Linked DNA regions of Homo sapiens: region 1 is linked to region 2. Evidence: read pairs that join two places in POLR2A ChIA-PET (ENCODE). Cell type or tissue: GM12878. All regions are shown on one strand. Links, peaks and the distances in the headings refer to the core of each region. The heading gives the core; the rest is flanking DNA.

Region 1 (15,168 bases), core at 9,259-13,258, 51 kb before region 2:
ATGTGCCTGGAACTCTCAGTCTCTGAGCCTGGGACTGCACAACCCCCCTAGCACCATGCTCAGGGCTACAGTGAGGATGGCACCCCATGCAGCTACACGAGGTGGCCCTGTGGGTCCTCATTCGGAGTTGTCTCCCAGCCACCTCCCTGTCATCCCCCAGTGTATCCCACTGGCACTCAAATCAGCCACGCATACCTGTGAGCATTCATCTTCCTCCTACATGTGTACCCTAAAGCATGCTACAGCCCCCCACCATGCACTAAGCTCCTTAGGCCTAGCCCAGGATGGATAAAGGTTTTGGGAGGCATTTTCTATACCTACTAGAGCCAGCTGTCCCCAGTGGGTGAGGGCAAGGTGGAAAGGGATAGTAGTGACTCTTCTGTCCCCAGTCCGGAGCTATCCCCTGTGAGCCCTGTGGCATCGAGGCCTCTGAGGAAGAAAGTCTGGGAGCCGCACACTGACTGTGTGTTGTGTGTTTTCCCTCAACAGGACTGCACCTTCTTCAATAAGAAGGACATCCTCAAGTAAGTGTGGCTTCTCGTTCACCCTGTTGGGACTGGGACTGGGGCCGGGGTGAGGCTGGGGCACCCCACATGGGCTGGCTGTGCTCCTGGGGCTGAGGCAGAGCATCAGCATGTATCAGGAGCCACATTCAGGTCCCCACTCGGCCACTGGGCTAGGATGGAGTTAGAGCTTCCCACTCCTCCCAGGGCCCAGATCCTCCTGCTGGGGAATGAACATCTACTTACTATGAGCTTTCAGGTGGGTAGTTTCCGGCACATTCTTATTTAATCCTCATTGTGACCTTGTAACAAGAGAATCCATTTATCCCCATTTGACAGATGGAGCTTAGCAACTTGGCTAAAGTCACAGAGCCAGGGACTCAAGACCCAGCCTCTGACTCCAGGTCCCTTGCTATTTCACTGCATCCTGGGTCCTGGTATAGCAGGGAGTCCCTGTCTGTTAGACCAGGGGTCCCTAAGGGCCCTTTGGCTCTAGCTTTGATGTTCTTCCACTCCTAGGACGTCTAAAAGTTGAGGGCATGGCCACCACCCCTGAGCTATTCATCAGGGCTCTGCTTCTTCCCAGGACAGCCCTTCTCCTTGGTGTTGATGGGGGTGGGGGTGGACCTGGATGGGAAAGATAAAGGGGATCGGCAGCCTCAGAACCCCAGGACCAGTGGGTGAGCAGGAATCACTGAATACCAAGAAAACTGCCCCACGGGCCTCACTAGGCCCCTCTGCCTGGGTGGCACTAAAAGCCAGCAAAGTCCCAGGATCACTTGCCCTGGAGATCGATGGTCAGGCTGGGACCAGAGCCCATTGCAGCTTCCCAAGAGAGCTGTGCTGCAGCTTGTCACTGCCCTAACCATTCTGCTCATTCAGGCAGTGCCTCTCGGCTTTCCTCTCTACCCAGGCTGCTATTCCAACCTGTCACCTGCATGGGCAGGGGATACCCCACTTCCACCACCTTAGAGAGTCTGAGCAAGGGGCAAAGCCTCCAGGCCTGGCATCAGTAGACCTGGCATCTGTGGCCTTGGGCAACCATTTGACCTTCCCTGAGCCTCAGTTTTCTTCTGTATAATAGGGATAGTGAAACCTACCCTCATAGCATTGCCGAGAGGCAGCAACACTGGGGTATAGTGTTTGATAAGTGGGATTTGCCCTGTAGCTTGAGAGATGTCAGGGGTGAGGTCCCCATTTCGACAGGATGGCTCTCGGTATTGGAATAACAAAGCTGTCACCCCTGGCATTCTTGTGGCACCTTTTACCTTTCAGAGTTCTTGGCATGGAGCCTCATTTGAGCCTCACAGGGAGCTTCGGGTTCCCTACCTTTGTAGATGCCAAGCCCAAGCTGCCTGTCTTCTGAGGCCCACGGCCATTTTCATTCTGGCAACAAAAGCCCCTTGCCTCGGCCTTTGCACTGGCTATCTCCACTCCCTGGAGTGTCCTTCGCCTCTCCTCTGCCCACAGCATTGCTATGCATCCTTCCAGACCCAACTCCAGAATCATCTCCTTTATAAGCACCCCCAACACCCTGCCACCCTAGTGCTATCCCAGCTGCTCTAACAGCCTGTTAGGGGCTCCTTGGGTTCCTGGACCCAGGGGCCCAGCTCCCCACCAGACTTGTGATCAGGCAGGACTAACAGGGAGCATGGCACCTGTTAGCCACCAGTGACCATATGAAGAGTGTGTGGGTGAAAGACAGGTAGGATTGGCTGAGGGAGAACATTCCAGGCTGGGGAGCAGCAGAGGTGAGACACAGGCCAGCTTCTCCTGCTCCCACTCCCACCCCCATCCTCCCGTGGTCTCATTGACAGCAGCAAGATTGCCTGTGTGGGGAAGAGGAGAGAGGAGCTTGAAGGCCAGTCCGGGAATCCGATCCAATATGATGGGCCTTTGGTGGTTGTTTTAGTCCATTCTCATGCTGCTATAAAGAACTGCCTGAGACTGGGTAATTTATAAAGGAAAGAGGTTTAATTGATTCATGGCTCCACATGGCTGGGGAGGCCTCAGGAAACTTACAATCATGGCAGAAGGGGAGGCAAACACATCCTTCCTCACATGGCGGCAGGAAAGAGAAGTGCTGGGCAAAGGGGGAGAAGCCCCTTATAAAACCATCAGATCTCGTGAGAACTCACTATCATGAGAACAGCCTCGGGGTAACTGCCCCCATGATTCAATTACCTCCCACCAGGTCCCTCCCATGACACGTAGGGATTATGGGAACTACAATTCAAGATGAGATTTGGGTAGGGACACAGCCAAACCATATCAGGGGTATCCCTGGCCCCTTGGAAAATGAGGGGCTCCAGGCAGGTGAGAGGGCTTGAGGAGAGGCGTCCTGGCTCCCCACAGCCCTGGCCTGCACCCCTCTGCACGCATCAGGACCCTAGGCTCTGTAATTCAACACCAGAGCAAAACCCAAGCCTGAGGCCCCGTCTGCAGCATGGGGATGACATTGCTTGCAGGAGCTGTTTTCTCACAGGCCCCTGTGTCTGGGAGGGCTGGGTGATGGTGTTATTAAACATGAAAAGAGCTACCTGGAGTTTGCTGCCCACCTGTCCACCCTCAGGGAAGGGTAGTTAAGACAAGACAGATTCGGGATTGCCTGTCCCTAGAGGGAACAGGCATGGCCATGATGGCTCAATTCCAGTTTCACCCCCCTTCGCTTTTCTCCAGCCTTCTCTGTGGAGAGGCCAGCATGACTGACTGCCCCTCCAGGAGAGCCCTCTCCACTGTTCACATCTCAGGTCCGGGTGACAAAACTGAGGCCTGGAGCCCAGAGAGGGCAAAGTCAGCTGCAGAGCCAGGCTATCCAGCCCCAGGCCATGCTCATCTTCCCTGCTCCCAAGGGCCTTTCAGGGATGCTACTCCCCACCCCCACCAGGATGGTTTTCTTGGTAAGCTGCTCCCTGCGTACTGACCAGATGGCTAGGAGGAAACTTGAGCAGGAGGTTTTTCTTTGCAGGTTGGGGCCCAGCTCTGTGGCAACTTTGGGGCAGTGATACCGAGTCACAGATAGCCCGCCTCCAATTCTCCTTCCCTCTGCCCTGCCCCCACCCAGGTAGATCCGATTGCTCCCCAGGACACAGCTCCTGCATTCCCACATTGAGGCCGAGTGGGCAGCCCACCCTATTCAGTCACCTTGCTTTTTATAGGTAAGAGCTTAGCACTTCAACTTCCCTTGTGCCCTAATTAGGCTGTGCTCTTTAATCAGCGGGACAGTAGTCCTTGTCCCCTTGGTACACAGAGAGGCCCACCCAGCCAGCACTCCAAGGTATTTGCCTACTTGTTATTTTATTGTTTATTTTCTCAACCTTTTAAAAACTTTGTGTAACCTATTTTAATTACTTACTACACATATACATAATGATTGTAGAAAAATTAGAAAATGAAGCCAGTCAAGAGAAGACAAAAAAAATTACCTGTAAGCCTATGACCCAGAAATAAGGCTGTTAATCTTTTGGTATATATTATGCCAGTGTTTTTCTTTTGTATGTGTTTATCAAAAAGTCAGATTGTGGTCGGGTACGTTGGCTCACACCTGTAATCCTAGCACTTTGAGAGGCCGAGGCCGGTGGATTACATGAACTCAGGGGTTTGTGACCAGTCTGGCCAACATGGTGAGACCCCTGTCTCTAAAAAAAAAATACAGAAATTAGCCAGGTCTGGTGGTGTGTGCCTGTAGTCCCAGCTCCTTGGGAGGCTGAGGTGGGAGAAGTGCTGGAGCCCAGGAGGTTGAGACCGCAGTGAGTTGAGATTGCACCACTGCACACCAGCCTGGGCAACAGAGCAAGACTCTGACTCAAAAAAAAAAAAAGGCAGATGGTATTGTTTTGTAATATGCTTAAAATTGGCCAGGCGCAGTGGCTCACTCCTTTAATCTCAGCACTTTGGGAGGCTGAGGCGGGTGGATCATGAGGTCAGGAGTTCAAGACCAGCCTGGCCAACATGGTGAAACCCCAACTCTACTGAAAATACAAAAATTAGCTGGGCATGGTGGTGTGTTCCTGTAGTCCCAGCTACTCAGGAGGCTGAGGCAGGAGAATTGCTTGAACCGGGACCCAGGAGGCGGAGGTTGCAGTGAGCCGAGATCATGCCACTTCACTCCAGCCTGGGCTACAAAGCGAGACTCCATCTCAAAAAAAAAAAAGTATATATATGCTTAAAATTGCTTTTCCTTAGGCAAATTGTAAAAGTAGATAAGAAAGCTAAAGAAAACAGTATGATGGATCCTCAAACACTTACAAATAAAATCACCACATGATCCAGCAATTCTACTTCTGGGTATATACCCAAAAGAATTGAAAGCAGAGTCTTGAGATGTTTGTACACCCACAATCATAGCAGCATTATTCACAAAAGGTGGAAGCAATCCATCAGCAAATGAATAGATGAACCAAACACGGTATAGACAGACAATAAAACACTATTCAACCTGCAAAAGGAAGGAGAGTCTGACCCATGCTACAACATGGATGGACCTTAAGGACATTATGCACAGTGAAATAAGCAGTCACAAAATGACATATACGATTCCACTTACATGAGGTACCTAGAGTAGTCAAATTCTTTTTTTTTTTTTTTTAAAGTCTGTGTCTCGCTGCAATCTCTGCCTCCCAGGTTCAAGCAATTCTCCTGCCTCAGCCACCCAATTAGCTGGGATTACAGGCGTGTACCAACACGCTCGGCTAATTTTTGTATTTTTAGTAGAGATGGGGTTCACCTTGTTGGCCAAGCTGATCTCGAACTCCTGACCTCAAATGATCCACCCGCTTCTGCCTCCCAAAGTGCTAGGATTACAGGCATGAGCCACCAGGCCTAGCCAAGTAGTCAAATTCTTAGAAACAGAAAGTAGAATAGTGGTTGCCAGGGGCTGGGAGGAGGGGGAATGGGAACTTATTGATTAGTACAGAGTTTCAGTTTTGGAAGATGGAGAGAGTTCTGGAGGTGGATCAGTGGTGGTGATGGTTGCATAATAATGTGAACATATTTAATATGCCACTGAACTGTACCCATCAAAATGGTTAAGATGGTACACTTTATGGCATGTGCATTTTACCACAATTTAGAAAAACTAATAATTAAGATGGTAAATTTTCTGTTATTTTATCACAATTTTTTTTTTTTTTTTTTTGAGACGGAGTCTGGCTCTGTCACCCAGGCTGGAGTGCAATGGCGCGATCTCGGCTCACTGCAACCTCTGCCTCCTGGGTTCAAGCAATTCTCCTGCCTCAGCCTCCTGAGTAGCTGGGGTTATAGGCACGCGCCACCAGGCCAGGCTGTTTTTTGTATTTTAGTAGAGACGGGTTTCACCATGTTGGTCAGGCTGGTCTCAAACTCCTGACCTCATGATCTGCCCGCCTTGGGCTTCCAAAGTGCTGGGATTACAGGCGTGAGCCACTGCCCAGCCATTTATCACAATTTTTAAAGTTAAAAAAAGATAAGAAAAAAGATCTTACTGTCCCCCTACTACCCAAGATAATCACTAACATTTTAGTGACCAGCCTTCCTCTTAGTCTTTCTTTTTGTGAGTATATAAATATATACAAGCTTTTTTAAAAAAAATGGGATTATACTGTACCTTCTGCTTTTTTCATTTAACATCTTGCGAACAACTTTCAATATCATTAGATATTCTGATACAATATTTTAAATGGCTGCATTTAATGGATATTTCTTAATTTGTATAGTTGAACATTTAGATTTCCAGCTTTTCACGATTTTAATTTGTACTTCAGTGAATATTCTTGTGGTACCATTCACATAACTGCACATATATGGGTATTTCCAACAAATTTCCTGATCAAAGATAATGGATATTTTTAAGACTTTTGCTTTTTCCTCCCACTGCTGTTATATGCTTTTTGTCTTCTGACCCCAGATCATTCAGTGAATAACCCAAGAGTCTGAAGCTCAGCTGCCTGTCAGGGGGGCCAGCATGCACTGTAAATAAATGAAGCTGTCTAGTCGGGTGGGAACTCTTTAGAACGGACACCTGCAGAAATAGCTGCTCCTTAGCCCCAGCTAGTTGTTGCCTTGGGGGAATTCAGACCATCTTGATTAAGAAACCCAGGTTTATAGTGTAAGATCTTTCAATCTGTATATGGTGGCAGCAAAATTCTAAATTTATTATTTCGACGTAATTTAATTATTTTAAAATGCTATATGGAAACTAGGCATGAATGGTGGATTGCTGGTTTGTGACTTTCAGAGGAATTAATCTTTTCCCCATTGATTTCAAATGCTGTGTCATGGGCTCATTCTCATTTACATTGGGATCTACCACTTCTACTAGTCTGCCTTGTAAATGCCAATGTCTGTTTCATACATTGTCCTTATTATAGCTTTAAACTGTTTTAATACCTGATAGGGAAAAATGTTTCCCCAGTTTCTCTTTTTTTTCAGGGTTCCCCTGCAACACTCCTACATTTATTCTTTTAAACAAACTTTTTTTTTTTTTTTTTTTTTTTTTTTTTGCCAGTAGCTTGAAGAAACACTTAACCAAACACACTTTTGAATTGGGCTGGCTAGATCCCAAATAGATCATTTGCAGGTTTTGATTAGGGTCATATTCATTTTATAGAAAAATGAACAGATCATCGTCATCATTACAGCATTAAGTCTTTCCGATCAGGAATGCACAATAGTTATCTAAGTACCTAAAATATTTTTATATCTTTTGTTAAACTTTCATGGTTTTTTTGATACTTCAAAATTAGTACATTTTATACCAATTTTATACTTAGTTGTGTTTTTTTTTTTGGTTCTTTTAAATTGTGAATTCATTTTTTTTAATTAAAAAAAATTATAGAAACAGTCTCACTGTGTTGCCCAGGCTGGTCTCAAACTCCTGGCCTCAAGCAATCCTTTCCCCTTGGCCTCCCAAAGCACTGGGATTACAGGCATGAGCCACTGCACTCAGCCAAATCCTACTTTTGAAAAGGCTAATGTTAATACATAATAGAAAAACTATTGTGTAGAAAGGCTTCTGAACTCTTTCTATTTCAAATAGTCTTTAAGCTAATTATTTTTGGTTTTCCAGTAAATGGTAACTTGCCTCCTCTCCAGTATTTAAGTGTACTATTTTACTGTCTTAACTAATTACATTCCTCTCTCAGTATCTGTGGGGGATAGGTTCTAGGACCTCCCAAGGATACCAAAAACTGCAAATGCTTAAGTCCCTATATAAAATGGCATATTATTTGCATATAACCTTATCCACTTTGCACATCCTTCTGTATAATTTTTTTTTTTTTTTGTCAGGCAGGATCTCTGTCGCCCAGTCTGGAGTGCAGTGGTGCGATCATGGCTCACTGCAGCCTCAAACTCCTGGGCTCAAGTGGTCCTCCCACCTCTGCCTCCCAAGTAGCTGGGACTATAGGCACATACCACCATGCCTGACTAATTTATATATATATATTTTTTGTAGAGACAAGGGTGACACTGTTTTGCCCACGCTGGTCTCAAAACTCCTAGGCTCAAGTGATTGGCTCGCCTCGGCCTCCCAAAGTGCTGAGATTGCAGGTGTAAGCCACCGTGCCCAGCCCCTCCTATATACTTTAAATCGGCACCTCCTGTATACTTTAAATCATTACTACATTACTTATAACACCTAATACAATGTAAATGCTGTGTAAAGAGTTGCTATACTGTATTGTTTAAGGAATAATGACAAGAAAAAAAATCTATACATGTTTAGCGTAGATGCAATTTTTTTTTTCCAAATATTTTCTGTCTTCAGTTGACTCACATATGCAGAACTCATGGACCTGGATGGCGAATAGTACATTGATTAGTGCTCCTGGGGAGAAATGTTATATAATAATGGTGATTATAGGCATCCCACATTGATGGGTATATCCCCAGTATATACAAAAATTAGCCGGGTGTGGTGGCGGGCGCCTGTAGTCCCAGCTACTCAGGAGGTTGAGGCAGGAAAATTGCTTGAACCCAGGAGGCGGAGGCTGCAGTGAGCTGAGATTGAGCCACTGCACTCCAGCCTGGGTGACAGTGCAAGACTCAAAAAAAAAAAAAAAAAAAAAAAAAGAGAAGGAGATACCCTTTTGTTTCTGCTCCTAAGCAGAAACTCCTTTTGTTTCTGTTTTACTAAGAATTTTAAGTTTTTTTAATTGACAAAACAACATATACTTTAAAATACTTTTGACCAGGTGCGGTGGCTCATGCTTGTAATCTCAGCACTTTGAGAGGATGATGTGGTGGATCACTTGAGGTCAGGAGTTCGAGACCAGCCTGGCCAGCATGACGAAACCCCATCTCTACTAAAAATATAAAAAAATCAGCCGAGTGTGGTCGCATGCCCCTGTAATTCCAGCTACTTGGGAGGCCGAGGCATGAGAAAATCACTTGAACCCTGGAGGCAGAGGTTGCAGTGAGCCAAGATTGCGCCACTGCACTCCAGCCTGGGCGAAAGAGCGAGACTCTGTCTCAAAAAATAAATAAATAAATAAATAATTACTTCTAAAATTTCAAATAATTGAGAAGTAGGTGAAATAACAAGTAAAAGTTAGCCTCCTTCTTTTCACATTTCTCTACTCCCACCTCCCAGGGACTATCAGTGTAAACATGTAGTATATAACTTCTCAGATATTTTTCTGTATTCACATATACAGTCATAAATGCATCTATCAAATTGGTCAAAATGTTTTTTGCTTAATATGATTTGTAGCCACAGATTTCCAAATATTGAACTATCTTTGCATTCTGGAATAAATCCTACATGATCCTAACATATTATTCTTTTAAAGTCTTAGATTTGATTTACCAGTATGCTATTTTTTTCTTTCTTTACTTATCTTTTTTTTTTTTAGAGACAGGGTCTCACTCTGTTGCCCAGGCTAGAGATCCTCCTACTTTAGCCTCCTGAGTAGCTAGGACTACTGATGCATATCACCACATCCACCTAATTTTTAATTTTTTTTTTTTTTTTGTAGAGACATGGTCTCACTACATTGCTCAGGCTGGTCTCAAGCTCCTGGCCTCATGCAATTCTCTCACTTTGGCCTCCCAAAGCACATTTAGATTACAGTCATGAGCCACTGTGCCTGGCCCCCAGTATGTTATTTTATAAGACTTTTTCATCTATCTATGCAAGTGCCATTGGTCCATTCTGGATGCTACATATTAGGTTCTTGTATCAGGGTTCTTGTTAACTTTGTAAAATAAAGTGAGAGTTTTCACATTTCTTGCCTCATACTCGGGGGCAGTTCAAGTAGCGTAAGTATGGTTTCTGGTCCTGGATGTTACAGTAGGACTAATATATAACTCTTCTTGAATTCAGTGCCCTTTATTGGGGGAGAGGTGACAGAGATGTGGTTCTTTGACAATGCTTAGAGTTTCTTTCACAGTGATTTGGGTTTTCAAATTCTCCTTGGATTTTTCTTTAAAGAAAAATTCCAATGTGATTTTAGTTACTGTTTTAGAACAGATCTGTGTCCCAGGGTAGAAGCTGGCCTTCCCACCCCAGAGGATACCTCCTCAACCCTGCCAAGCACCCATAGCCTCTCTCCCTAGTCCACCCCTTCCAGGGAGCCTCTGACGTGGCAGGCAGCATGCTAAAAGCTGCCAGTTGAAGGCCAGTGGTTTTATGAACATCCAGGGGTGAGAACAGTAGAATAGCCCCTGCTTTACTGATAGAGAAACTTATCCTTCAGTGGATTAACCCACTTACCCACACTGCTAATGAGAGGTGTAGGCAGGGCTCCAACCTCAGCCTGACTTCATGCTCCTGCTGCAGCCATCCCACAAAACTTCAGAGGTGTAGGCCAACCCCTAGAAACACTCCAACATCACACTGCCACATATGAGGTGGGGTCAAGGTCAAGTGGGAAATGTAGCAGTTGGAAGCACAATGGATATGTCAAAGTACCAGATGCATGAATTATGAAAGAAGATGCCTTGTAATCCCAGCACTTTGGGAGGCCGAGGTGGGCGGATCATGAGGTCAGGAGATTGAGACCATCCTGGCTAACACGGTGAAACCCCATCTCTACTAAAAGTACAAAAAATGTGCCGGGCATTGTGGCAGGCGCCTGTAGTCCCAGCTACTCAGGAGGCTGAGGCAGGAGAATGGCCTGAACCCGGGAGGCGGAGCTTGCAGTGAGCCGAGATCGCGCCACTGTACTCTAGCCTGGGCGACAGAGCGAGACTCCGTCTCAAAAAAAAAAAAGAAAGAAAGAAAGAAAGAAGATGCATGAATTTTGAAACAAGTGGTTGTTCCTTATTTGGGGACAGTGTAAAAAAAAAAAAGTAGTTTTCCTCTATGCAAGAAATAGGAGCAAAGAAAGTCCTTGAGTGCCCTCTTGTGGAGAGTCTCAGCTTGATCCCACCGCCCTGGCATTTGCTGAGCCTCCTCCCACCCAAAGTACAAGTTTAGGGGTTTTCCCCTCCTGCTCTGTCTCCAAGTCATGGCACATCCTTGTAATTTCAGACCCTTTTATAGGAATGTGCGACTGGCAAAGTGGGCATGTGGCATTTTACTGTTCATTTGCCCTGGACAGGCTCTGAACCAGCAGATGATGTGCTTACCAGGGCTTGACTTGCAGGGAGGAGCCAAGTGGTTGGTGTCCAGAGGTCCTGGGTTCAAGTCCTGTTCCCACTGCTCATTGGCTGTGTAGGATGGGGAAGACACTTGATTCTTGAGCCTCAGTTTTCCCTACCTGAAAATGGGAGACTAATATCTACCTCTCAGGGTGATTTGGGGATTAAAATAAGTAAAGCAATCCACAGAGAAGATTAGTTCAGGGCCTGGCACAGAGTAAGCACTTGCTAAACGATAGCTGGTGTTATTATCTGTTTGAGCTGGGTAAGTAGTCAGGTGCCTTGCTAAGGACAGTAGGCAGCAGGACCACAAGAACTGGTAGAACCCAAGGAAGGTTGGGTGGCTGTGCTGAATGGCTTGATAAAGGTGGGCCTGGGGTGTGTCACAGGGTCAAGCCACTTAAAAGGAGACCTGGGCTGATCTGGCTTTGGGGGTGGCAGGGCCGGCCCAAGCCTGGGAGATACAGGGTCATACCTAATCCATTCACCAGCAGCCTAGGACATCACTTTAGGCAGGTTACCTACCTCAGCCCACAGTCAATGCCCCTTACACTTGTCCCACCCATGGCAGCACTTAATGGACACAATTTTTGTTTTTAGAGGCAGGGTCTCGCTCTGTTGCCCAGGCTGGAATGCAGTGGGGCAATCATAGCTCACTGCAGCCTCCAACTCCTGGGCTCAAGCTCAAGTGATCCTCCAGCCTCAGCCTCCCAAGTAGCTATGACTGAGCCACGATATCCAGCTAATTTTTTTTTCATTTTTGTAGAGACAGGGTCTTGCTGTGTTGCCTAGGCTGGTCTCAAACTCTGGGCCTCAAGTGGTCCTCCCACCTCAGCCTCCCAAAACACTGGGTTTACAGGCATAGGCCACCACATGCAGCTCACAATGTCATCTAAATACAATTTGTACCTGTCTTGGGATGGGGGGCTATTCTCTGGGATGACAGGGACCTGGACAAGTGGACATAGGGCAAAGAAAGACTGAATAATGGGCAGGGGGCGGGGAGGAAGGGAGCTTCCAAGTGAGACAGTGCCAGGATGCCTTACACCTTTGAGGGTCCATGCAGCTTGTTGAGGTGGGCTTGATTTCCTGGAGGCTGGGACAGGAGCTAGGGACCTGACCCATCAGTGAGGAGGGAGGGCCAGGCCCACCAGGGTAGCAGCCTGGGTCCCGATGGCCCCCAGTTAGAGAGTTTATGGGTGACCCATTCATAGGGGCTTCCTGAGGGTGTGAGGACTGCTGAGAGCTCTCCCAGAGAGACCCAACCCTCAGGGCTTAAGTTGGGGTGGTGGGGCCACGAAGTGGGCCCAGGCTTTGATGGACCCTCAGGAGTGTAAGGGGGAAGAGTGGCTAAGAGTTTCTGCTTGGATTTCCCATCTTGGGCTCAACCCATGGCCCTTGATGCTCCCTAGTTATGTGGCCTTAGACAAATCACTCTTAACCTCTTCAGCCCTGTTTGCTGAGCAGTAAGCTGGGGTCAGGATGCATCTGTCTGCACAGTGATGTGGAGGAGGATTAAATTAGGTGATGTGTTAAGTGCTTAGCACAGTATCCTGAGCATAGAAAACCCTTATGAGAGCCCAAAGGAGAAAAAATTAAAAGATTTGGACCCAGGCCCAAGGAGTGATGGTGGTGGTGCTGATGGGGTGGGTGTGGTGGAAATAGGGAGGCCTGGACACAACCTGGTTATCAGCACAGAGGTCTGGGCAGAACTCACCTCCCTCCCAACTTCACACCCTGTGGGCAGAGCAGAGAGCCTCCCATTGGCCCCTTACCTGGTCCTGGCTGAGGATGTTCTGCAGAGGCAGAGGCCTAGGCAGGACAGCACCGGGCTGCTGGGGCTTAGGGATGGCACCCCCTCCAGCGCTTTTTCTCTGCTTTCCTCCAAGGCTGCATTCGCGATTCTATGAGCTGGCCCCCAACCTCGTCCCAATGGACTACAGGAAGAGCCCCATCGTCCACGTGCCCATGAGCCTCATCATCCAGATGCCAGAGCTCCGGGTATGTGCAGGACCTCTTGCTGGCGAGCAGGGGATCTGTGCCTCTGGACCAGCAGCAGAGGCCCCCAGGTCTAGGCTGAACCCAGCTCCACCCTTTGTGTCTGCGTGGCTCTGAGCAGATCACAGAACCTCTCTGTGCCTCAGTTTCCTCATCTGTACTCTGAATAAATAAGCTATGTGGGCTCTGTAAGGGTGCTGTACATCAGTGGCCACCCAACTGCAGGCCATGGGCTTGTGCTCATTTGCTTGTCCCTTTGTTAAGTGGCCCCAAGCCTGCTGTAGTTGGCAGACCTGTGTCTGCTTTGTTAGATAACTTTTCTGTCTCCCCGTTGTCTGGCTGTGGCTTCTCACTGAGGTCAGCATGGTGGTCATCCATAGCATCATTTCTCAGACTTTAACGTACCTGTTAAAATTTAATTTTAAACTCCCCAGGGATCTTGTCCAAATGCCAATTCAGGCTCAGTACATGTGGAGTAGAGTCAGGATTCTGCTTTTCGAGCAAGTTCCCAGGTGAGACTGATGCTGCTGATCCTCAGACCATATATATCTGAATGTTTCGTTTCATGAGTTCCTTATCCATAATATGTAAAGTGCATTCAGCATTAAGAAGGCATTTGGGGCACAACTCCCCATTGCAGTGGGACTTCGTCAGTAGCCCCTTGCCAGGCCTGGGATGTGTGGCTTGAAGGTGGAGTCAGAGTGCTATATGGCATCCACTTGGGGCCTGCACTCTGGTTGTGACCTCAGTCCTGAGAGACAATGGGCCCCAGGCTCAGCCCTGGACCAGCACCCCGTCTGGCCCAGCAAGGGGCTCAAGAGCAAGCTCAGAGGGTTGCTGGAGCAGGTGAGACACTCATGGGTAGGACCCAAGTGGTCTGTCTCTGAGCCTCCCGCACTGGCCTGGGCTGGGCACGGAATGGCGCTAGCCAAGCGCTAGCTCAGTTGGGATGGAAGGGCTGCAGGATGAGTGATTTGGGGATCTAGGAAGGCATCCGTGTACAGCTCCCTGGGAGAGGCAGCATCCAAGGTGGTCTAGGGGAGAATTCACAGGAGCAGAGTGACAGCAGACCTGGGCCTGAACTGGCTGTATGGCTCTTGCTGCTTGACTGGTCCAGTTATCTGACCCCACATCCACCTCCCACGATCCTGGCCTGACACGGCCTGAGCTGAGGGCCACCAGTGCCCTGGGCTGTCATCTTCTTCTGCTGGGGACAGAGCCCTACACATCCAGGCAGAGCCTCTGTGTGCTCTTCTGGGTAACAGGACGAATCTGTGCTTCTGCTTCTGCTTCAGATGAGGCAGTGCCTCCAGTGATAACACACTGGCTGTGCTCAGCATTTTTTTTTTTTTTTTTTTTTGGAGACATGGTCTTGCTCTGTCGCCCAGGCTGGAGTGCAGTGGGACGATCATGGCTCACTGAAGCCTCAAACTCCTGGGCTCAAGTGATTCCTCCACCTCAGTCTCCCAAATAGCGGGACTACAGGCGTGCACCACTGTCCCTGGCTGTGCCCATCTTAATGATGTGACATGACCCAGTAGAATGCTTCCTGAGCTCTTACATGTGCCGGGCCTGGTACCAACACCTTACATACTTTAGCTCATTTAATCCCATCACAACCCAATTAAGAAGGTGTTATTATTATTCCCTTTTTACAGATGGGGAAACCGAGGCTCAGAGGGATTTGGTCACTCCTCCAGGGTCACACAGGCTGTCCACAGTCTGGCTCCGGGGCCCTCCTGCTTATCCTGCACCCACAGTGATTGCTGTGTGTGTTTTCTTCAGGAGAATCCCTTCAAAGAAAGGATCGTGGCGGCGTTTTCCGAGGATGGTGAGGGGAACCTCACTTTCAACGACTTTGTGGACATGTTTTCCGTGCTCTGCGAGTCGGCTCCCCGAGAGCTCAAGGCAAACTATGCCTTCAAGATCTATGGTAACCAGGGCTAGAGGAGGGGGCCTGAATATGCGGTGGGGGAACATGTGGGGCCCTTAGGCTGTCTGGTTACTACTGGCTCCTGCCCTAGGGACACCAAGAACAGTGAAGCTGATCTGTCCTCTGAAGAGTGCCTGTCCAGTGGGGTGGCCAAGGGAGACGATCAGTCCCTGA
Region 2 (15,168 bases), core at 6,220-10,219:
CATAGCAGAAGGGGACAGACAAGTTCCTTCTGGGGCCTCCATCTATGTATGTTTGTATATATGTATGTATGTATCTATCTATCTAAATGTATTTTTCTCCTCAAATTCCTTTTACCACTCTGGCCTCTTTCATAAGGACCCTGATCTCATTCCAGAGGGCTCTGCCCTCATGACTTAAATCACTTCCCACAAGGCTTCCCTCTTAGTACTATCATCTTGGGGACTGGGTCTCAACACGTGAATTTTGCGGGGACACACGTTTGGACTGTGGCACTGATGGTTTGGTCATGCCTAGTATTTTTATGTAACTAAGTTAGAGGATTATCGTGTTGGGTACAAAGGGTTGATGTATTTATATGTTATGTACTGGCAAACAGATTTAAAAGTAGATAAATGCAAAGCTGAACCTATCTTGAGCAGTTGCTTCTTAATTTTGTTTCTGAGTGGTGGGTGTTGTGATGGGTGAAGCTCGCTTTGGCAGGTGTGTGTGTGGCTAGGGCCGGCCCGCCCTGGTGGACTTCCTTTCCTGAAGCATTCCTAATGGCCCCCGGCATTGACTTCTCTCCTGCTGCACTTGCTTTGCTCATATGCACATTACCAGTTTCCTTCCTCTGTGGAGATGACGATTTCTTGAGAAATGGAAGGAGTATTCAGATGTACCAGCTCCCACCTCACGTCTGAGGGGGGTGGACCAGTCTCCTCGATCAGTTGCTTTTACCTTTGAGCCACTGGGGTGCAGACTTCCCACCTCCAGTCAGAACAAAATACAAACAGTAACACCCCCTTCCTCTAAAGAAAGAAAAAGACCCCCACCATTGTAGAAGTGACTGTCAGTTTGGGAGAGGGAGAGGCATTTTCATTAGCAATTTTCGGTTCTGGTATTTATGTAGTGGGATCTTAATGACATGTGATCGGGTGTTCACCCATATCCTGTCAGGCCAGCCCTCAGCTGGGTTTTGTTTGCTTTCACAGAGTGAATGCAATGTGGAAATGGTAAACTGGGTAGTGGTGACTAGTTAGTGGCTTGTAACTAGTGTTCTGTGAAGTACTTTGCCTGGAGTGCTCAGTTCAGTAAACATCTTGGCATTCAGATATGTGAGGCCATGTGAGGGGCAAGAAGCTGAGAGGATCCCTGGGGAGACTGTGGCTTTCGTGATTGTCCAGCAGGCAGTAGCTCACCAGCCAGCACAGGAGGCCCTCAGTCGGCTACAGATTCAGGATGGTTTTGCTCCTGGTCTAGTCTTTGAGTGTCTGCTGTTGTGTCCTACCAGAGCATCACCTCCTAGGATATTTTGTCAGTGTATTTCACTACTGTGCCTTTCATACTTAGAGGATCCCAGCACCTGTTAGATGCTTGTTGGCTAAATGCATGCTTTAAGCCCTCATATCCTCTGTGTGTGTGTGTGTGTGTGTGTGTGTGTGTGTGTGTGGGTGTGGTGTGTGTGCTTTCATTTCATGGTGAAACGGACGTTTGTAGTGTCCATTTACTCAGCAAATATTTTTGAGCATCTATCATATTCTAAGCACTATGCTGCTTGCTGCAAATACAGCAGTGAAAATTTTCCATTGATTTAAGAAACTGTAGTGTTAACTTTAAAAATAGCTTAGCATCTGATATAATCAAAGAATTGTAAGAGTTTTGAAAAAAACATTGAAGAGGCCCATGTTTGTCTGTAGTATTCAGCACTGAGATAAATATCACATGTCTGCAAGTTTTTTGATTCTGAGAAGTCTGGCACTTCTCCATAGTAAAGGAAGGGGAGGGGGCATCCATATGTAAAATACTAATCTGGATATGGCCCAGGGCCAGAAATCTGTGATTTGTGTAATAATTTTGGTGAACACTGCAGAATTGGAGAGTTCTGTATAACTGATTATCAAGAAAGCTCCCTGAAGAAGATGGGACAAGGGAGTTAGTAAATGTTGGTATAATTGTGTAGCTGCTCAAAGACTTAGTTCCTGTTTGATCAGCAACATGTGTTCCCTGTAAGCTGGGAATCACCATCTTCTAATGAGTTTGCATGCTTGGCCATTTTCTTAGCCTTTGCAGAGATTGCCTGGGAGAACTAGAATCCAGTGTGAGAAGTGGGGATTTGGTAGCTGAGATCCTGTGTGCTTCTTCTTTCTGCCCCTTTCCTAGGCCAGTGCTACTGTACCAGCAGACTTTCCTTGAGCAGACTGCCCCTGGGCTGGGACTTGTGTTGCTGAGTGTCAGATGGCAGGCCTGGCCGTGGCCTGGAGGTGGGCAGGCTAATGTTATCAGAGATGTTGATCTTGGATTATAGGAATTATTTCTAGGCAGCAAGCCCAGTATTCATTTTCCTCTCCAGCTCTCTGGTGTTCAGGAGAGGCTGTGCTTGCAGAGAAGGTGGCCAGCTTTCTAAATGGATGCAGCCAACTGGCCATTCACCAAACAGACTTTGTTGAGCAGGAGTCAAGCTTTGCCTCTGGCCTCAGGGAGCTTCTGTGTCTGTTTTGGGTGTGATTAGGGCATTGTCAATAGGTGGCTCTGGGAGCTGGAGGAAGGCATTCATTATTTTTGCTCAAGGGTCATTATCCCAAAGTTAGAACTGGAGAGGCCCTCAGAGATCAGCCCCCTTCCCATGTGTGATACAGAGAGGAAACTGAGTCCCACAGCTAGCTACCCTACCACTGAAACCTTCTCCTTCTCCAAACACATGAACGATATTTTACCATTTTAAACCCAGCAGTTTGATGATACTTGCTTTATATATCTGTCGTAATCCATTAGTAGAAAATTGGGCTTATTCTTTTTTTAGTAGTTGTATATGGAGACTCAAATTGTACCTTTAACCATTTTGTGTTGGGGCACAGATTTAAGAAGTTTAGTCACATGGAGGTTGGAAATTAACAGCATAGGTTATAAACTTCCAGTGGGGGTTGACTTGATAGGAGGCATCAGTGATGTTTCCCTGGCAGAGATTGAGGCCTGGTGCATCCCTTTTGAGAGGGCTTCTCTTTGGAGGTGGCTTTGGTTTTCTCTTTGGTTCGTCAAAGGAAAACAGGCAGTTGGCAGATGGCTGTATCTTTTCATTCTGCTCTGTAAGGCATACCCTCTGGCCTTAGAAGTGAACCACTTTTTATACTGTTTACACAGCTCTCTTGTATATACTGTTGTAGAGGTAACATGCTGATAAGACTTTTTTTGTTTCTGTCTTTTAAAGGAAAATATCTCCCTCAGAACCGCAGTTCTTAAATTTTGTGTGGAAAAGACTCCTCCTGGGTTCTGTTAAAATGCAGATTGTGGGGTTCGTCCCCTGGAGATTCTGCTTTAGTTGGCAGGCCAGAGTGGGCCTCAGGAATCTGCCTTTCTTTCCAGCATCCCAGCCCTTCTGCTGCAGATCTCTGTGGCTTCCCTGTGAAACACTGCTCTCCTCCCGATGATGAATGTTCTCTTTGGCTGTGAAGAAAAGACTGACCCTGTATGATGGTGGCTTTCTAAGTGGACTAGAAATAACTAAACTGCTTGGGTGAAGACCAGTGAAGTGTGAGCCCTCCATCCTCGGGTTGACTCTCTGTGGTTTATAGCTGCATATCTTCTTTGCATTCTGAGTTTCTATGCTGCAGAGGAGTGGCTTTTGGCCCAATTCTCCATTGGCCCCAAGGTTTCTGTCCCCTTTGCTGATCATGGTGGCTGGCAGACCCTACGTGCTAGGGTTCCTTCCTGAGCATTCAGAGGGAGGCTCCAGGAGGGAACAGTGTTCACTTGGCATCTTTCGGTATTTCTGGGAGGGTGAATTGCAATGATCACCACCACCAAAGAGCTGGTAAGTACTTTCAGATCCCTCAGCTTTTCACCAGAGAGAAGTGGGTAACAATGATATAGGACGACCATCTGATACTCCTGAGACACCAACTCCACCTTAAAACACTGTTAGAAATCACCGTGGTTCCCAAACATTCCTGTAAATTCACTGAAAGACTAGGCGGGTTCCTGGTACCTGGCTCCACTGCCTCCCAAATCTCTGGTGGGTGGAGCCTGGGAACCTGTCCCAACTCCGTTTCCTAAAACTTCATGTTAAGTCAGTCATTCTTTTGCCCTAGTTTTAGTTGAAAAACATCAAGCAGAATAATGTGGTATTGCATAGTGTGTGGAAGCCAATGTGGGCAGAGGTGGAGCAAGACCATCCAATAGGCTACAGGCTGTGGCTGCAGGAGTTGTTATTTATCCTGAGCTCATCCTTGGCTCTCTCACATTGTGCAATGGCAGAGCTGAGAGGGAACCATAGGAATGTAGCCCTGTGGTCACTTGGAGGCCTCGTGCTCCCTTTCTCTCTGAAACAGAAAGTATTTTGACAGGCTTCTACATTTCCTGTAGGGACGAGCATGTCCGGAGAGTGGCCTTGTCCTTGCCCTTGTCTTGATGAAATCTGTGGCTCAGCCCAGCTGGGTGGCCTGGGCTGTGAGAGGCTTTGATGTGGCCAGATCCCTCACAAGCCCAGTTGTTTTCATTGCCCACTTTCCAGTGAACTCACATTTGCTCTTCTTTGTTCTAGTTGTAGGCCCTATTCTTCTAGTCCATTACCCTTAGTTGCTAATCTCTGTTAAATGGTATTTGCTTAAAAATGTATTTGCTGAATATGGGTTTAAGAAATGGCTTTTCTCTCAAGGTGTTTGCTTTTTAAAAGGGGTGCTTGAGTGTTAGAGATGGCAGAACTCCTCAGACCACCACCTACCAGAATGGATGATGAATGTGGCATCTTCCCAGGGAATGACTGCCCACCTCAACACAGACTCTTCCGGGAAATTGATTATGGGTTCTAGGTGTGTGCTCAGCCTTTGAAAGGGGCTAGATTAGAACTATTTTAATAAGATACAATTATTTTGTAAGACATATGAATGCTAATTTTAAGATAGCAATTTTAAAAGATACGAAAGGAGAATTTGTTATGTTCAGTAGAGGAATGGAGGTTTGTGACCTTGTATTCCATTTTCCAAGGAGCCAGGAGATCCAGTATTTGCCTTCTTAGTCTCTGTTGCTGGGCTGAAACAGAAGATTTCAAAACCTTCCTGGGGAAAAAAATACATTTTTTTTTTCCATTGGTGCTGGGCCAGATCCCTTGAGATTGTTTCCAGGCTCATGATTTTGAAACACTCAGGAAAAAATTTGGAACCTAGAGTTATTTATCAGATTCGGGGTTAGAGTCTGTTTTCCATTTGAATTTTGTTTTGTATTACCAGGCTGCTTACAATATTCTTGTGCTTTTTATTGCTTATGGAAGAAATTACTTTAGACATTTCTTAGAGATCCAAATATCTTCCTTGAGTTTAAGAAACAAAAATTCCTTCATTATGAGCAGCCATCGCATTCTTTTCAGAAATGGATACCCAAAATTATCCATGTAATTTAAATTGCTTTCTAGAAGGTATGCAGACTTGACCTATTCTGTATATATATTTTCCTTCCTGTGGCTCCTTCGTGATTGTTGGTTATGTTGTTCTTTTGGCTAATAAACATGGTAGGACCTGACCCTTTGGGAAGGAACCCAGAGTTCATAACCCTAAGTGGGTGATTGAGATGGTGTGCGTCACATAGAGCGTGTTGGAGGAATGATCGTTTGGTTGTATAAGGGATGTTGGCTGGCCTTACAGATGAGATGTTTGAACTGGGTCTTGAGTGAGTGGGAATTTGTTAGGGAGGTGTTAGTGCAGTAGGAGCAGAGATTGTGAAGGCTTTTGTGGGCCTTTTGTGTGGGAGAAAGGTTATAGTTCTGTGGAGTGTGGGGCAGTGTGGGCCAGATTTCTTGACACTTGGAAGCCATGAGAGAGTTTTAAGCATGCGACATATATGACTTCATTGGCTTGGTGTCAGAAGAGAGTTTGGAGAGGAGAGACTGAGACAGCAAGTCCAGTTAGGAAGCTGTTGCAGAGGCCCAGGGGTAGATGAATCTGGAGACCCAGAGGCCCAGGGGTAGATGAATCTGGAGACCCAGAGGCCCAGGGGTAGATGACTCTGAGACTGTCAGGATGCATGAATCTGAGAGACTGACAAGGGAGTCCTTAGGAATAGGAGACCTGGCGATTCTATTATATCAGACTGGAGAAGTTTCTGTCCTCTCCATATTTGCTTGTGTGTGGTGTTGTTATTGCTCACAGCAGTCTATTTTTGAGAAACACCCTTAGAGCAGAGTTGTGATTAAGAGTGGAACCATGTTGGCCATCATAGACTGATGGTCATGCCCTCTCCCAGTGACACTATGCTGACCCCTCTAGATTTAATGTCCAGAGGACCTTCTCTACTGATGTGGGGACCAGCATCTGATATAGTTTTATTTGTCCCTGAAGCCAACCTAGAGGCTTTTATTTGAACTTTGCTATTGATTGAGGCCATCAGCATTTCAATATTTGAGAAAAACCATAGAGGAACTTGTGATTTCTGCTAAAATGCTGAGAGGATTGATTTTGTCTTGGACATGCTCTCTCATCCTTCCCCTTGATAGCAAGTAATGCAGACTCAGGTTTGAGTTTTGACTGTGCCAAGTGGCTATGAGATTTTGGGTAAACATGATAATATAGGTAGTTGATACACAGTGAGTACTTTGTGCCAAATACTCTTCTGAGCTTAACAGATGTTAAGTGGGTTATCATGGGTAAACATGATAATATAGACAGTTGATACACGAGTACTTTGTGCCAAATACTCTTCTGAGCTTAACACATGTTAAGTGGGTTATCGGTAAACATGATAATATAGATAGTTGATACCTAATGAGTACTTTGTGCCAAACACCCTTTTGAGCTTAACACATGTTAACTAATTAATTTTCAATACCATGAAGTAGGTTCCTATTATTATTATTTCAATTTTACCAGCAAGGAATCCGAGGCCCAGACAATTTATGTAACATACCTAACATAGCCAGCCAGTAGCAGAGCTGGGATTTGAACCTTGGTAGTTAGGCTCCAGGGTCCATGGGCAAGCAGATGATACTGTTTGGGGAGAGTTAGTTACGAGGGTTAAATGACAGTGTGTATAAAGCGAAAGCATAGTGTCTGGCACACAGTAATTGTTTAATTGATGGTGTCTAATATAATATGCAAATATATATTATGGAAGAGTCTATATAATTTTAATACAGTTTTATAAAGAAAATTGGTTTTCTACCAATTGGCTAGAAAATTGGTAGAAAATATATGGGTAGAGAATTTTCTATACATTTATGGGTAGAAAGATGTTTGGAAATACCAAAGTATTGATGGAGGTTATTTCTGGTGATGCAGCTATGTTCATTTTATTTTCTTCTTTGCTTTCCTGTGTTTTCCAAATTCTCCTCAGCAGATGTAGATTGTTATTATTTGAAATATAAGTCTAAAATATGTTGTTGTTTTTTAAAACTAAAGATTAATGGGATCTCACCAGACAAACAGGACTTCCCACAGTCCAGGAAGAGTGAAGAGCCCTGCAAAGCTATAGTGGTGTGAAACTCTACACCATGCTTAGTGACTTTGAAGTTGTTTGGTCTTTTTTCAGTTCGTCATTGTCTATTAATTTATTTGTAGTGTTTTAGACACATATTTTCTTTGCTTTGCTTTCTTTGTGGGTTTAGAAAGCCCTTTACCTTCCAAGAGAATAGAAATGTTAGGACAGCAGTTTCTTGTGCTGCTGGGGAGACTAATCAGCCCTCTTATAATCAGTGACTCCCTGCTGCCTGGAGACGGCTTGCAGGGTTGCCCGTGGGAGAAGCAGCTCCGGGGCTTACAGTTTGAAGTGTCTGTCCTTCTAGCTTTCAGTTTTGGGCTCGGTCTTGACAGAGTGTTTTGTTTTCCTCGTCTAGTGCATCATGGTGCACATGGCATTCATTTTCTGCATAGAGTCTTGTGGCTGCTGTTTATACTTCAGTTTTAGCTAAACCTTCCCGTGTGAATTTCTGCTGTGCCACATTGCTTGATTTAAGTCCTGTCATCCCTTCCATACCTTTATAATTTGGTGGAAATCTATACAACTGTTGTTGTAAGAGGCAGAAAGAGACAGGAACTTAATTTTAATTATACAGGCTTTTTTTTTCTAATTTAATGGTTTTTATTAAATTTATTAAATTCATTCATTTAATGGTTTTTATTAAATTCATTAGTTTATTAAATCATGAATTGAATTTGAAATTATTTTCTCTGATGATAGGTTTCTCACCCAGGGCATCACTTATTTTTTTTCCAGGTATTTGACCAGTTGTCCTAATGCTATTATATATAATATATATATAAATTATATATATATTTTTGGAGACAGGGTCTCGCTCTGTCACCCAGCCTGGAGTACAGTGGTACAGTTATGGCTCACTGCAGCTTCAACCTCCTGGGCTCAAGAAATTCTCCCACGTCAGCCTTCTGAGTAGCTGGGACTACAGGCATGCACCACCACACCTGGCTAATTTTTGTACTTTTTGTAGAGAGGGGATTTCACCATGTTGGCCAGGCTGGTCTTGAACTCCTCGGTTCAAGCGATCTGCCTGCCTCTGCCTCCCAAAGTGCTGGGATTATAGGTGTCAGCCACTGTGCCTGGCCTATTATTATTATATTTTTAAGAGACAGGGTCTTTTGTTTTGTTTTTGATATGGAGTTTTGCTCTTGTTGCCTAGGTTGGAGTGCAATGGCACAATCTTGGCTCACTGTAATCTCTGCCTCCCAGGTTTAAATGATTCTCCTGCCTCAGCCTCCCAAGTAGCTGGGATTACAGGAGTGTGCCACCACACCTGGTAAATTTATATTTCTAATAGAGACGAGGTTTTACCATATTGCCCAGGCTGATCTTGAACTCCGGGGCTCAAGCAATCTGCCTGCCTCTGTCTCCCGTAGTGCTGGGATTACAGGCATGAGCCACTGTGCCTGGCCTATTATTATTATATTTTAAAGAGACAGGGTCTTCTGATTTCATTTTGAGACAGAGTTTCACTGTTGTTGCCCAGGCTGGAGTGCAGTGGCGCGATCTCGGCTCACTGCAACCTCCGCTTCCTGGGTGTAAACGATTCTCCTGTCTCGGCCTCCCGAGTAGCTGGGATTACAGGAGTGTGCCACCACACCTGGCTAATTTTGGTATTTTTAATAGAGACGAGGTTTCACCATGTTGGCCAGGCTGGTCTCGAACTTCTGACTTCAGGTGATCTGCCTGTCTCGGCCTCCCAAAGTGCTGGGATTACAGGAGTGAGCCACAGTGCCCAACCAAGAGATAGGTCTTGCTCTGTCGCCCAGGCTGGGTACAGATCTCGGCTCACTGCAAACTCTGTCTCCTGGGCTCAAGGGATCATCTAACTTCAGCCTCCTGAGTAGCTGGTACTACAAGCACACGCCACCATGCCTGGCTAATTTTTTTTTTTTTTTTTTGTAGTGATGTGGTTTCACCATGTTGCTCAGGCTGGTCTCAAACTCCTGAGCCCAAGTGATTCACCCACCTGGGCCTCCCAAAGGGCTAAGATTACTGGCATGAGCCACTGCGCCTGGCCTCTGGATTTCTTAATTGGATACCTAGGCATTTTATGTTGATTGTAATTATAAACTTGTTTCCCACTGTTTATTGTTGGCATAAAGGAAAATGTTTGCTTGCGGTGAATATCTCAGAGGTAGGAATTAACCAGATCTCATCCAGTTCTGTATTCTTAGTGCTAACTACTGGACTTGGCCCAAGTTAGGCTCTTAATAAACATTTGTTAAGCAAATGAACACTTTATGTACATGGTGTTGTCCCTTTTTCCTCTTTTGGACTACTTTAGCTACATTCCCAGGAATAGAATTGTGGGTCAAAGAATGTGAACATTAGTATAGCTTCTAAAATGTGGTAAATTTTGATAGGTGGACATTGTTTACTAAAGGGAATAAAAGCTTAGATAAACTTGTTGTTTAGTGGAGATGATGAGGCCCGACTCCCTGTAGATGCTGCTGGGTTGCTACTCCAGCCCCTGTCCTCACAATCATGTACTTCCTGCTGAGAGTGGGCCCATAATATACGTGTATTGAAATCAGTTAACTTGTAATCAAACAACTTTATTGTGGGACTTGTCTAAGCATCAAGTTGAGAGCTGGTGGGAGGCTGAGGGGAGTCTCTGGGGCCCAAGAGGAGGAACAGGTGGCCAGGGCCTGTCTCACACAAGAGTGGGCTTCTGGGTTTTGAGCTACTGGAGACCTGGGGACAGCAGCTTGTGGGAGCAGCTGGGGCATCACATGGTACTTCTCAGCCAGCTGTCAAGGACTGCATTCCCACCTCAAGCAGAATGTGGATGGCTTGCTTTTATTCTCCGAGCTGGTGCCTCATGTCTTGGCCCCCAAAGGCAGCAGATGGCTGTCCTGTAGAATTGTGCCCACCCAATCCTTGTCTGCCCCTCTCCCTCACCCAGGACGTTCATGCAGCCATGTAGGAGACAACTACAATGGCTTTCCAAGATGTTCAGCTTGGTCTCATATTGGGATTGGTGCCATATTTGACCTGGGATTTCAGCAGTATTGAGGAAGTAGCAACAATTGAACATGAGAGGATGAGTCAGATATTTGAGTGTTTATATTCAGGACACTGTGCAAGACATCTTGGATCGTATTGAGACCAGCAGGTCTGGTCTCTGCCTTTAAGGAACTTGGGTTAGTGAGGAACACACAGGGAGTGCCCTCACCTCCATGGGAGGGTTACCTGGGCTACAAGATTCTCTGAGCTCCCTATTCAGAGAATGGAGACAAAATGTACACCCAGATCAGGGAAACCTGCTCTGAAGAGGTGGCCTTTGCATTGGATCTTGAAGGGTGAGTAGGAAGGAGCTGAGGAGACTGGTGTTAGGGGAGACAAAATGCACACCCAGGTCAGGGAAACCTGCTCTGAAGAGGTGGCCTTTGCATTGGACCTTGAAGGGTGAGGAGGAAGGAGCTGGAGAGACGGGTGTTAGGGGAGACTCAGGAGCTGGCCTAGGTAAGGCATCAGACAGCACACACCAGCACCTGGCTTCTTGCTGGGTGCTTGCCTGGCATCGGCTCCCAATTCTCTGCTGATCTGTGGAGCTCTGCCTTGTCACTGTTTCTTCTAGCATGAGTGGAATGCCTGTCTGGCTCTCCAGAACTTGGGACCACAGCATTTTGGTCATTCTGAGGGGTGGGGGGCAGATGGTGATCCTTCCCGGTCCTCACTCCTCCGGCGGGCGTGTCTTTGGTGAATGCTGTGTGGTCCTGGCCGTTAGCTTCTGCGCTGACTGGCTCATTGTCACCAGCTGAGCTGAGGCTCAGCGGAGGGAACTCCTGGTGATAGACCTAGCAAGGCGTTGTCTGTGCAGCCAGATCACTCAAAGGTCCTACTCGCCCCACTTTTGGAGCACTGAATAAAGGCACTATAGCTGGGGCCAGACCAGCAGATGCCTGGGTTCCTAAAGAATGTTGGCCTCTCCTTGGACATTAATGGACCATGGGGTGGTTGGAGATATGGAGGCGCCTGTTTAAAGAGAGAAGTTATCTTGAGTTGTAAAGTGCTGTAGAAGGGCAATGGTGTTGGCTGCCCCACACCCCCGTGGACCCCATGCCCTTGGCTTATGTTATAATCCTGAGGTACTGTTTCCTGCCAAGCCAGATCTCCCACCAACCTTGGCTCTCAAAATGGAATATATTTGCCATTGTAGTGTAGACCAGCACTGTTCAGTAAAGATAAGATGTGAGCCACATAATATACTTTTAAATTTTCAATGAGCCACATTAAACCAGTAAAATTAATTTTAATACTATCGTATTTATTCAGTGTATCCAAAAGATTTTATGTGGCACTGGCCATCTCTCATGTGCTCAGTAGTCACGTCTGGCTAGGGCTACTGTGTTGGTACAGGGCAGATCTGAACCAATTTCCTGGGACTGGGGCGATAAAGAGGCTGGTTTGTGATTATACATTTAATTAGGCCTGAGCCGAATCTCCATTTAGTCCTTTGCTAAAAGATACCAGATAAAAAACGCAGAGGCTTTTTGGATTTCTGCTGATTTTGCTGTGTTGTACTTTTAGTGGTGCTCAGTCTTAGAACCTGTGTGTGTTTCTGTCTTTGGGTTTCAGCTGTCTTCAGAAAAGGCCCTTTGGGGCTTTTCTGTCAAAGCACATGCCCCAGAGCCATTTCAGACAGTCTGGCCCCCAGCCTTTTACTAGCTAATTGGGGATTGAAGTCAAAAGTCTTCTAGTGATCTCTAGATTTTTTTTTTTCTTTGAGACAGAGTCTCACTGTCGCCCAGGCTGGAGTGCAGTGGCACCGTGTCGGCTCACTGCAACCTCCGTTTCCTGGGTTCAAGCAGTTCTCCTGCCTCAGCCTCCCAAGTAGCTGGGATTACGGGCACCCACCACCACGCCTGGCTAATTTTTAAAAATACTTTTAGTAGAGACGGGGTTTCACCATGTTGGCTAGGCTGGTCTCGAACTCCTGACCTCAGGTGATCCGCCTGCCTCGGCCTCCCAAAGTGCTGAGATTACAGGTGTGAGCCGCCATAGCAGCCTGTTTAGGTTTTTTTTTTGAAAGGAAACAAACCCAGTTAATCAGTGTCTTGATTAACTGACTTGTTAACCAGATTTTGCCCATCTTATTGACCAAATTTCTACAATATGATAAAATATCAGTCATTGAAAGCATGTGATCTAAAAGTTTTGCCTCAGGAATTTAGTGAGAGATGACTCAGAGGTTACTGATTGTTTCCCAGTTACATTTAATACTCAAAGATTTAAAGTGAAAAGGATTTCTTGTAAAAAGCAGATTTTTCATGGTGCCTGCATTGTCAGAGGCAGCTGGAGAGGTTGGTTCAGATATGCCCTAGTGAGTATGTGCCAGCTTCTCTAGCAGCCTGTGGCTCCCGAGCATAAATAGAAACACAGCTGCATATGCAGGCTGAACAAGAGGAAGTGTCTGGGCACCTCCCTGGCTGGAGCAGAAGGCTCCCAGGGTGCTTAGCTCACCTGTGGCATGGGGATGGAGGGGCCAGGTAGTCAGGGAGCTGGTGGGAGGACCACACACGCACATTCCCCCACCCAAACACACACTTGCCTCTAAGGGTTGGGGGTTTGGCAGACTGGGCTCACAGTATTGACTCCCTGTATGACCTAGACAAGTCACTTCCCTTTCTGGGCCTCTGTCCCCTCATCTGCAAAAAAAAAAAAAAAAAAAAAAAAAAAAAAAGAGGAGGACTGGGTGGGCTTTGGGCTCTGAATTTGGCTCTGGTTGTGTCTCTCAGTTCCTGACTTGCCTAGTGACTCTTCTCTCCCTTCCTGTGGAAATGCTTGTGTGCTCTTTGCCCCGCCCCAGGGCCAGGCTGAGCTCCTGTGTCTGCACTGCAACCAGCCTGCCTCCCAAACTCCAGGCTGCAATTCATGGATCTCCCAAGTGGGCTCACGGCCTCTGGCCTGAACTAATCTCCTCCTATGCAAACTGTGCACCTGCCTTTCCCTCACCACCATTTTCACCAGCAGTACCTTTGTCTAATAATGTCAGTGCCCTGCTAAGTTCCCCATTCCATCTCTTTAGGAAGGCACACAAGTCCCTTCAGGGCCAGGTCCTTGCCACTCACTGACCTCACCTCACTCCTGCTCTCTGACCTTTGTTCTTTTGTAGACACTTCTCTCTCTCCCTGGAATCTCTTTTCCTCTGGCCACTGCCTGCTTCCCCTTTAAGACCAAGTTCTCCTGTATCATTTTCTGATTATTCATTCATTCACTTATTCCTTCATATATGTATTCAGTAAATACTGACCTACTATGTGCCTGACACTGAGCTAGATGCTAGAGAAATGGAGACAACTTGGAGTTTGTTTCTTGGAGAAGATAGACATTAAACCTATACTTTGAAGCTTTTGAACCTGCCTATGGCAGGTGTCCTGAACTTTGAGTACCTTGTCCTTTGCTGCACCTCCCCTCTTTGGCTATGTGTCCTTCCCCAGTGCTCTCCAGTCACGCCAGCCCCGCGTCGCCTGCTCTGCTTTCTGTCATAGCACTTAATGCAACATGGAAACTACTGGTTGTTTTTTCCTGTCTTTCTCACTAGGCCAGGCCCCAGGTCTGGGTACCTGATAGGTGCTCAGCAAATGTTGGTTAAATGAATGGATGAAATGGCAACTTGGCTGGTATAGTTGGAAGAACTTTCTGTAAAATACCCAAAGATCCTGTAATGAAAATACCCAAAGATCCTTTTCTTTAACTGGGGCCAGGTGTGCAAGTATCACTAAAAAGACCCAGGTTGTGGTCACAGCACCCACAGGTTATCCTTTGCTTGGAGGTAGTAGTAGTTTGGTCTAGGGCTATCTCTTGCTGTCAGGCCTGCAGAGCCATTTTCTTCACTGCCTCTGATCTTGGCAACCACTGTGTCTGATGTCTGCACATGTCACTGGATGCCAGTGTTGATGAAGTTCCCATAATCGTGTCATGGCAGCTTTCCTTCTTCTTGGGACTCCTTTGCTGGGGGCAGCCTGGAGACCTTGACCCATACCTGCAGTCTAGTTTATTTATATTTAGGTTCATTGTTCTGGGTCCTCTCCCCCATCTTGGTTGATTTTTTTTTTAATGATATTCACTCTTTGTGTATATAATTCTGTGATTTTGGACAAATGTGTAGAATCATGACTTTACCCAGAACCATGATACATAGCAGTTCTGTCACCCACAAATTCTTGTGCTGCCGCTTTGTAGTCAGCTGCTCCCCTCCCTGCCAAGCCCTGGCAACCACATATTTGTTTTCTGTCCTGACAATTTTGCCTTCTCAGGGTGTTACATAAGTGGCATCATACAGTATATAACCATTTGGGTCAGGCTTCTTTCACTTGGCAATATGCATTTAATATTTATCCATGTAGTAGGAATCAATAGTGTGCTCCTTTTTATTGCTAAATAGTATATTATTGTATAGATGTACCAGTTTTTTTTAATCCTTTCTCCAGACAAAGTTCTCATTTTTTTTGGCAATTATGAATAAAACCTCTATAAACATTCACATACAGGTCTTTGTGTGAATATGTTTTCATTCCTCTTGGGTGGATATGTAGGGATGGGCTTGCCAGGTTACTTGGTAAGTGTATGTTTAACTTTATAAGGAATTGCTAAACTGTTTTCTAAAGTAGCTGCACCATGTTGCATTCCACCTGCAGCTTATGAAAGTACTAGCTGCCCTGCACCCTTGTCAGCACTTGGCATTGTCAACTTTTTGAAATATTAGCCATTTTAATAGGAGT

What was found. ChIA-PET counts read pairs that join two places held together with the same protein. Peaks named below come from ENCODE experiments on the same cell type or tissue, not always from the same donor. Only the 100,000 strongest peaks of a DNase experiment are listed, where the experiment ranks them.
Region 1: POLR2A ChIA-PET joins it to region 2 with 5 read pairs; 12 of 35 experiments call an interaction of 5 or more read pairs at or near these places.

What each region holds. Positions count from the first base shown.
Region 1 is chr15:78,109,061-78,124,228 of GRCh38, reverse strand. It overlaps CIB2 (calcium and integrin binding family member 2), which reads left to right. Exons shown (of 6, transcript NM_006383.4): 2 at 490-524; 3 at 12,953-13,064; 4 at 14,847-14,994. Among named protein-coding and RNA genes, the nearest start is that of CIB2, 15 kb to the left of the region's middle. RefSeq lists an enhancer at 10,682-10,771. In GM12878, for the core only: a CTCF peak has its summit at 10,836 (motif pointing left); a DNase peak (open chromatin) is centred at 10,847.
Region 2 is chr15:78,054,646-78,069,813 of GRCh38, reverse strand. All of the region lies in intron 1 of TBC1D2B (TBC1 domain family member 2B), which reads left to right. Among named protein-coding and RNA genes, the nearest start is that of TBC1D2B, 15 kb to the left of the region's middle. RefSeq lists enhancers at 667-716, 747-826, 3,300-3,349, 3,630-3,679, 7,636-7,745 and 2 more. In GM12878, for the core only: no CTCF peak of the experiment used is centred there; a DNase peak (open chromatin) is centred at 7,769; H3K4me3 peaks cover 1,129 bases; H3K27ac peaks cover 2,186 bases.